2 separate regions of the Homo sapiens genome follow, and region 1 is linked to region 2. Evidence: chromatin contacts called from ENCODE Hi-C or POLR2A ChIA-PET data. All regions are on one chromosome and are shown on one strand. The core of a region is the stretch at or near the end of the contact, and the rest is flanking DNA. Distances in the headings are between cores, read along the strand shown.

Region 1 (4,260 bases), core at 1,649-4,148, 5.0 Mb after region 2:
TTGATTATATGCCAAAAGGCCCCTAGATGCTTTTTTTTTTTTTTTGAGATGGAGTTTTGCTCTTGTTGCCCAGGCTGTAGTGTAATGTAGTGCAATCTTGGCTTAGTACAACCTCTGCCTCCTGGGTTCAAGCCATTCTCCTGCCTCAGACTCTGGAGCTCCCCAGTAGCTGGGATTACAAGCAGCCGCCACCACGCCCGGCTAATTTTTTGTATTTTTAGTAGAGACGGCGTTTCACCATGTTGGCCAGGCTGGTCTTGAACGCCTGACCTCAGGTGATCCACCCGCCTCCGGCCTCCCAAAGTGCTGGGATTACAGGCGTGAGCCACTGCACCCGCGCCCCCGCCCCCACCCCCTCCCCCCCAGATGTTCTTATTCTCTGCCTTCTGTTTTCCAAAATCCTCCTTTCCCCTGAAGGTGACCTGAACAAGATGCGGTTGGGCAGTGCTGGGTGAAGCAGCCACATGTGTGTACTGCTCACCTGCAGAGCTGTAGGCTGTACCTGCAGTATGCAGAGGAGTCCTTCTAATTTTGCTCTCTGTCTTCCAGGCACCTGGGCAAACAGTGAGCAGGTACTGGAGGATCAGAGGGTCGCCTTCTCGACTGGCAATGTGGAAACTGTTCCAGCCATCTTTGTTCTTCAGGAGTGGATTGGCGCCATGTTCCACCAGCTCCTGGATCACCCCCAGGTTCTTCCTTGTGCAGGCCATCATCAGAGGAGTCCTAAGGCCAACCAGGAGAAGCTGTCAGATGGAGGCAGCTGAGACATTAGAAGCCAGGGGCCAGGTCTTCAAAACACACACATCCTTGGCACAGATGGAAAACCTAGAGGATTCAGGGGTCTGGCAGGCAGGAAAACAGCTTTGACCGGCAACCTCTGTGCCTTCTGTGAGGACCCTGGGAGAAATAATAAGGGGAAAATGATTGTAACGAACGTGTACCTAGAGGAGAGGGTGCCTGGGAGACAAAGCAGCTTATAAGCTAGTTCACAGGATAGCAGTGAATTGGAGCAGAGCTAAGAAAACCCACAGACAACCCTCAACACATAACGAAGTCTATTCCCCTGCCCCAGTGGGGAAGATGTACTTCCCTATGTTCCTAAAGATGTTCACGCCCTCTAACGAACCTGACCTAGTGAGTACTAAAATCAGTGTCAATCTAACAAACGAAATGCAATTGGCTTGTGTGATGGTGGAGCAGAGTATCTCTGACTGTGGTGGTTATGCAAGGCTGCACGTATGTGATACAACTGCACTGTGCTCTACACACACGAGCGCGTGTATAACTCAGGAATTCTGGATATTGATTGGAGCAATGCCACTTGAAACAATGCATTGGTGCAGAAGTAACTTAGCTAAATGTCCCCAGAACATCGCATCCGGAGGCTATCTGTATAGTGCACACACTTCATTGTTTGGTAACATTCTCTTTGGTTATATTCTACACTATTCCGTGCTCTAGAAAGGGAGGTGACTGCCCCGACCAGTTAACCCACAAGGGCAGGAACGAGGGACTCTGCAGGTCATCTGCGTTATAAGGGAAAGTTGGGCAGGAGGTCCCTGCCGCTGAGCAGGCCTGGGGTGAGAACTAGGAGCTGAGAACAGCTACGGTGTCCAAGGGGACGGAGAAGCACAGGGAACTCGCTACGACTCTGCGAGTAGAGGGGAGGCGGGGTGTCTTTCCGCTCCACACCTACCAGTCGGCCTTCTTCAGGCAGTCGACCGCTGCCCCCCGGCCCAGCAGGTAGCGCACGCAGTCTCGGTGGCCCATGGAGGCCGCCTCGTGCAGAGGCCGCTTGTAGTCTCGGTTGGTGGCCTCGATGTCCATGCCCCAGGCCTCGGCCAGATAGGCCAGCACGTCCCGATGCCCGTGGCGCGCGGCGCAGTGCAGGAGGGTATCCCCGGCCGGCCCCGGGCAGCCCCCGGCCGCCTGCAGCTCCTCCTTCAGGGCGCGCAGCCGGCCCTCCTGCACCAGCCTGCAGAGGCGCCGCGGGTCCCCGGGCTGGGCCATCGCCGCGGGTCGGGCCGGGCTGCGCGGGGAGGCGGCGGGCGGGACACCGGCGGCCGGGCAGGGAGAAGCCGAGGGCGAGTGGGACTTTCCGCCTCTTCACGCAACCTGCCCCGCGCGCCCCGAACCCGGCAGAACCGCCCCTCACGCCCCCGGCTTTGTCCCCGGCAGAGCCGCCTCCTCAAACCCCCGGCCTAGTCCGCAGGCGGGCTGCCCCCTCACAGCCCCGGCCTGCCCCGCGTGGGAGAAGCCGCGGTTCCGGGCACGGGGCGGTTTTTCCTCAGGGACGGAGCGGTCCGGGATGAGCACGGAGGGGCCTGGGGATCCGAGAGCGCTGGCGTCCGCCGTCCTGGAGCTGCAGCGGCCCGTACGTGATTCGGGACTGAACACGTAAGGGAGTGGGGCGCGCCGCTACACCGCAAAGCCCCAAAGTGGAGGGTCCGGGAGGGCGCGCACAGCCTCGCCCGGCGCCGTGCAGGGTGGCTCCTGAGGCAGCCAGGCCCAAGCGTGACCTGCCCCGCACGCGTCCTCAGGGCCGCCCCAGCCTCCAGCCCCTGGGGGCCGGCGTTCCTGGGCTCCGCCCCCGTCCCCGCCCCTCGACCGCCGCTGCTCCGCGGGGACTCGGGGAGCTCGAAGGAACTCTGGGAAAGTTTCCCGCTCCGCCCCGGCCCGAGCGGAAGCGCGGATGGGGCGTGGCCCGGTAGCTGTGGCCGCGCCCCCACCGATTGCGCATTTCGATTGGCGTTAGTGGCCGTCCGTCAGCACGCCCCCTCCGGTCTCGCGTCCCGATTGGTCGCGGGGGCCGTCAGTCCGGCTCCGGCGGCGGGCGCTTCCCGGGGCTGCGGCGGGGCGGAGCTCGCGGAGGAAGTCGGCGGGCGTCTCGGGCTCCAGGTCCCGGCCAGAGGAGGAGCTCGCTGCCGGGGGACGCTGGGCTGAGCGGCCGGCGGCGCGGGCCCGGCGGCGGCGGCAGCGGGGTCCGGGTCCGGAGCGCCACAGTGCGTGAGGCCGCAGACGTGGCAGGGAGTGTGGGAGGGGCTCCGCCGTGTGGAAAACTTAACCTCCGGGGTCCTGCGCGGGGGGTCCGGGCCCGGGGTGGGGCAGCGGGGGCCCCGGGGGCGCGAGGCTGGGCTCGGGCAAGCGCGGGCGTGGGGGCTCGGCCGTCCGGGCCGTGGGCAGGTGGAGGGCGCGGCGGGGGTGCGCGGGGGAGGCCAGGGCGCTCACTGAACTCGGTCGGGAGCGGCCCCCGCGCTGCCCCCCGAGGCCAGGAAGGCGCAGCGTGTGGGTCCTCGGGGCTGAAGGGGCAAGCGCGGGGACGTGGCCTCGGCTGCTAGGAGGCCAGGCTTTCCCGTCTACTCTGACGTTTTGACCTTGGGCAAGTCATTTTTCGCTGCCCTCTGCCCCTGTGTCATCGGTAGCTTCTCTGCCCCTCCTCTGAGCATGGGAAGCCTAAGGCGATGTGGGAGGCCTGGCGCTGGTGGAGGGCACGGCGAGAGCTGGGCAGGCTGTGGGTGATGGAAGAGATCAGTAGGTGTTGGGTTCCTTACCCGATCTGATTAGGTGCCAGTCACTTAACCTCTCCATGTTTTCGATTCCTTTAGGGAGTAGAATGGGAGTAGCTCCTATTTGCCAGGCCTAAAAACGAGTGCCGTTTACATTTTTTATTGCAGTCTGTGGTCCGAAGACAACCCTATGAGGCATCAGTAGGGTTTTACAGGTGGGGAAGTGGAGGCCTAACCAAGTCAGTGACTTTCTTACAGAATTACAGGTAATAAAGTCTTCTGGAAGGCAGGATGGTAGCATGTGTTGAGTGTCCGCCAGCGTCTGCCGCTGTGGTAAAATGAGCGGAGATAAATGAAAAGACTTCTGGAATGGGCCCATGAAGATAAGTCCGTTTTACTCATGAGCAGATTGAGTTTGGTTAAGGTAACAGTGATGTGGATAGCCTCTGGAGACAGAACTAGTCCAAGTACCAGCTTTGCTCAGGTTATTGTTCTGTCGTGCCTTGTCACTCCAGCAAAAGAAAAAAAGGAAGGCATAAAAGTTGTTTGAAATGCACAAAAGTGTAGGGCGTGCCAAGCAGTGTTCTGCTGCCGTTGAAGTTAGTGCAAATTGGAAGTTGAGGCATCTGGTAGCTTCATGCTTTTTGCTTTTACCCCTGCCCCTCTCCCAGTTTCAGATGACTATCTTCTCTTGCATTATGTCTCTAGTTTCCCTGTTTTTTAAACATAATTGGGACACACGGGTTCACAGTAG
Region 2 (4,301 bases), core at 36-2,535:
ATCCACTTAGAGAATCTCAAACGAAAGCCAGATAGGAGGTAGTTTTCTACAGCTAGGTTTCTCAAGTTTCATCTCAGCCAAGTTTTAAGAACGTTTTACGTAAAAATAAGGGGAAAAGCAAAATTACATTCGCATGAAGTTTCGACGCACAACGGCACTGAAACGGAAAGACTCTTCACGTTCCCAAGCGCACCCTGAGAGGCAGGTGCAGCAGCTTTCCGATGGCTTCTCTGCCGCCCATGTATCCCAGCCCCAAGACCAACACAGGCAATCTTCACATCTGACTTTATTTTTTTAACTCCTTCAGATCCACCTCTGCTCAAGTCTATCAACAGGAAAACAGGAGCGTTCCAAACACACACCGAGCAACAGGATCCCAACTTCCTGGTTCTAAAGGAATGCGATGCCCTGATGACCCGTCCCGCCCCGCACCCGCACGGCCGCCTATCCGGGCTCCGGCGGGACCGAGGAGCGAGTGGCAAGGCTGGCGCCGCACTGCGGGTGCCGGCGCCCGCCCGGCCTGGGGGCGCTCGCGGCCCGCGACCCCGGCCCCGCCCAGGCCCTGCCCGACCCCCGTCCTCGCCGGCCTTCGCCCAACCCCGGCCTCCCGACCCTGACCCCGGCCCGGTCTTCCGGGCACCCAGCTCCGTCGACTCCCGCCTCGCCTCAACGGGTCCTCCTAAGCCCCGGCCCCGGCCTTCCCCTGCCCCGGCCTCGGCCATCCTCAGCCCCAGTTTTCCCCTGCCCCGGCCCCGGTCCTCCTCAGCCCCGGCTTTTTCCTGGCCCTGACCCCGGTCCTCCTCAGCCCTGGCCCTTCCCGTGCCCTAGCCCCGGTCCTCCTCAACCCGGCCCCGGCCTTCCCCTGCCCCGGCCCCGGCCCCGGCCCAGGCCCGGCCCTGCCCGCCGCGGCCGCGTCCTCCGGGAAGATGGCGGCGCAGTGACAGGCGGCGCGGCGCGGGTCCGAGCTGGGCCGGGAGGGACGGCCCGCCGCGGCCCAGGGTGCCTCACCTGTCAGCGCCGCCGCCCCGCCCGACCGGCCGCCCGCGGGCTCCTCGCCTCAACCCCGGGGCCCGGCGGCCGCGCCACACGCGGGGACGGCGAGGAGAGAGACGGCAGGGAGAGGCGGCGCGGCCGGGCCGGGCCGGGCCGGAGGTAGGGGAGAGGGCGGGCGCGAGCTGGCGGCGGCGGCGGCGGCGGATTCTTCCCCTTTCGGGCCCGAAAATGTCTCAACCCCGGGACTCCAGATCCCCAACGCTCCTTCCCGTTCGCATGAGAACACACAGCTCCCACTTCCGGGGCCCTGCGGAAGTCCCGCCCCCGCGCGGACCCGCGCCTCGCGCCCTGAACTCGCGCACTCACCCGCCGGTCCCGCGGACTGGCGCTCAGCCCCGGGAGAGCCTCACGTCATGGTGTTGCGGCGCGCTGATTGGGCGCACCCGACGCTCGGCCCGCCCCGCCGCCTTCTTGGCCTCTCCGCGCGTACACCCTGCTCGCGGCCTTGCGATTGGCGCGTGCGCGCACATCGCCCCGCCCCGCGCACGCCGCACGTCCGCCCCGCCCGCCCCGCCCGCCCCGCCCGCCGTCCCCGGCGCGACCGGAGCGCCTGACGCTGGGGGGCCGTGTGGGCCCTGACTTCCGGAGGGCTGGGCCCTGGTCCTCCGCCACCGCGTGCGCCCCTTAAAGACCCCTGCCCGCCGCCCAGGACGGATGGCGACCCCGGCCCTAGCCTGTCCCCAGACCCTGGACCAAGGCCCCGGCCCTGCCCCGAACCCCTCATCCCACCCCCAGGACCCAGGCCCCGACCCTGGCCACCCAGGACACGCCCTGGCCCTTCCCCGAACTCCCACCCCACAGCTGGGATCAAGGTCCCGGCCCTGCCCGGAACACCTCACCCCACACCCGGGACCCAGGCCCCGGCCCTGCCCCGAACTCCCACCCCACACCCGGGACCAAGGCCCCGGCCCTGCCCCGAACCCCTCACCCCACCCCCGGGACCAAGGCCCCGGCCCTGCCCAGAACTCCCACCCCACACCCGGGACCAAGGCCCCGGCCCTGCCCAGAACTCCCACCCCACACCCGGGACCAAGGCCCCGGCCCTGCCCCGAAGGCCCCACCGGGGACCCAGGCCCCGGCCCTGCCCCAAACTCCCACCCCACACCCGGGACCAAGGCCCCGGCCCTGCCCCGAACGCCCCACCCGGGACCCAGGCCCCGGCCCTGCCCCAAACTCCCACCCCACACCCGGGACCAAGGCCCCGGCACTGCCCCGAACGCCCCACCAGGGACCCAGGCCCCAGCCCTGTCCCGAACTCCCGCCCCACACCTGAGACGAAGGTCCCGGCCCCGAAGTCCCAACCCCACACCCGGGACCAAGGCCCCGGCACTGCCCCGAACCCCCGCCCCACACCCCTAACCAAGGCCTCGGCTCAGCCCCGGAATCCCCAACCCCACACCTGGGATCAAGGCCCCGGCCCTTCCCCAAACCCCCAACCCACACCCGGGACCAAAAGGCCCCGGCCCCACGTTTCCTAGAGGCGCTGGGTTCGGGCCCACGTTGCAACGAGTCAGATGCTCTTGGTAGCTCAGGGAGGTGTTCACACTCCTGCCGTTTCCGTGAGGATGGTGACGACTCCGAACTATAGCAGCATACTCTACCTACCCCTGATCAGTTTATGGAAGAAAAGGAAACCAAACAAAGTATGTTGCGTTTCCCTTAAGCTTGCTGCCTGATTTTCTGGTTTCTGCTCTGATTGGCTACATATACACATATTATCAATTATTCCAAATTTTAGGTTTGTTCCCCCATTAAAACGGCTTTTCAGGGATACCATATTCATGGTTAACCGTGTACCTGTGCTTACAACTGCTTTTTTAATTTTGTTTTTTGATACAGGGTCTTGCTCTATGCAGGTCTGCACTCTGAGCTCAGAGTGCTGTCTCGGGCCCCCAAAATCTGGGATTAGAGATGGGAGCCGGTGTACCCAGCCTGTGCTTATAATTTTTCGTACTCAGCGTTCAAATGCTGACAATTCTGCATTTTGGAAGAAAGCCTCTCCGGCTTCCCATAGTGGGTAGACTGTTGACATCAAGGTTGGGTGCCTTCTTTGTGAAACCTTGTTGCATCCTAGCTTTAAGGGAATTTGCAAGTTAAATAATTATATTCATAGTAATGTTTTTAAAGAACATTTAACGACATAAGACACATTTCCTTTAATATTAAAAGCATGTACATATTTCAGAAAACTTGCTTACCTGGACAACCTGCCCTGACCAGTAGGCCATAGTGTCCTTGCTTAGGTGCCTGGTTCCTTTACCTCCACGGATAACCTACAGGAGCTTACTCTTGGTTCATAACATTGCTAGGGCCATTGATGTGGTATAAGTCTAGGAATTCTGCCCCAAAATTGGTAGGTTAAACTTTTTTTTTTTTTTGAGACTGACTCTCCCTCTGTCACCCCGGCTGGAGTGCCGTGGCATAATCTCGGCTCACTGCAACCTCAGTCTCCCGGGTTCAAGTGATTCTCCTGCCTCAGCCTCCGGAGTAGCTGAGACTACAGCCGCATGCCACCACGCCCAGCTAATTTTTTGTATTTTTAGTAGAGATGGGGTTTCACCGTGTTAGCCAGAATGGTCTTGATCTCCTGACCTCGTGATCCGCCTGCCTCAGCCTCCCTAAGTGCTGGGATTACAGGCGTGAGCCACCGTTCCCGGCTGGTAGGTTAAACTTCAATCTTTTTTGTCTATGTCTACATTCCAGCAGACATCTATGTCTTACCTATTACAAAAGAAAGTAATGGGATGGGTTCAGTGGCTCATGCCTGTAATCCCAGCACTTTAGGAGGCCAAGGCAGGCAGATCGCCCAAGGCCAAGAGTTCAAGACCAGTCTGGGCAATATGTCAAAGCCCCATTTCTTTAAAAAATTATACAAAAGTAGCCGGGCATGTGGTGCATGGCTGTGGTTCCAGCTACTCAGGAGGCTGAGGTGGGAGGATCGCTTGAGGTTGAGGCTGCAGTGAGCTGTGATTGTGCCACCGCATTCCAGCCTGGGTGACAGAGCGAGACCCTGTCTCAAAAAAAGAAAAAGAAAAAAACTAAAACTAAAAGAATTCCATCTCTTCTTTCTCTTCGTATTGTGTAATCCTTTCCAACAATCAGAACTGGGCTTTTTGTTCCCTCATGATCTTCTTTTTTTCAAACCTGTGTCTCAGAAGAAACATCCATTTTCACCTTGAGATGTGAGGTTATAACATGAAATACATTTTCATGGCATCTCTCCTTAGACAAGATCAGTTTTTTAAAAC

What was found. Hi-C counts contacts between places; a loop is a spot of excess contacts on that map. ChIA-PET counts read pairs that join two places held with the same protein, here RNA polymerase II (POLR2A). Pooled maps may share reads with other maps.
Region 1: a loop to region 2 is called in a pooled map, with 13 times the contacts of the local background. The contact joins the promoter of FBH1 here to the promoter of LARP4B in region 2. A Hi-C loop is called at or near these places in 8 of 50 pooled maps. POLR2A ChIA-PET finds 5 or more read pairs at or near these places in 2 of 52 experiments (IMR-90 and MCF 10A).

The regions. Positions count from the first base shown.
Region 1 is chr10:5,887,345-5,891,604 of GRCh38, forward strand. It overlaps FBH1 (F-box DNA helicase 1), which reads left to right and starts at 2,899. Exons shown (of 21, transcript NM_178150.3): 1 at 2,899-3,002. The coding sequence starts at 3,002. ANKRD16 (ankyrin repeat domain 16) reads right to left here and starts at 2,549. Exons shown (of 8, transcript NM_019046.3): 1 at 1,697-2,549; 2 at 503-723. The coding sequence starts at 2,010. RefSeq lists silencers at 1,832-2,111, 2,122-2,231, 2,372-3,091, 3,282-3,331.
Region 2 is chr10:930,420-934,720 of GRCh38, forward strand. It overlaps LARP4B (La ribonucleoprotein 4B), which reads right to left and starts at 1,286. Exons shown (of 18, transcript NM_015155.3): 1 at 1,009-1,286. LOC124902363 (keratinocyte proline-rich protein-like) reads left to right here and starts at 1,572. Exons shown (of 2, transcript XM_047426111.1): 1 at 1,572-2,696. The coding sequence starts at 1,708. The coding sequence ends at 2,412. It overlaps LARP4B-DT (LARP4B divergent transcript), which reads left to right and starts at 2,607. Exons shown (of 3, transcript NR_120629.1): 1 at 2,607-2,696. RefSeq lists silencers at 477-606, 697-776, 807-916, 987-1,696, 1,777-1,866.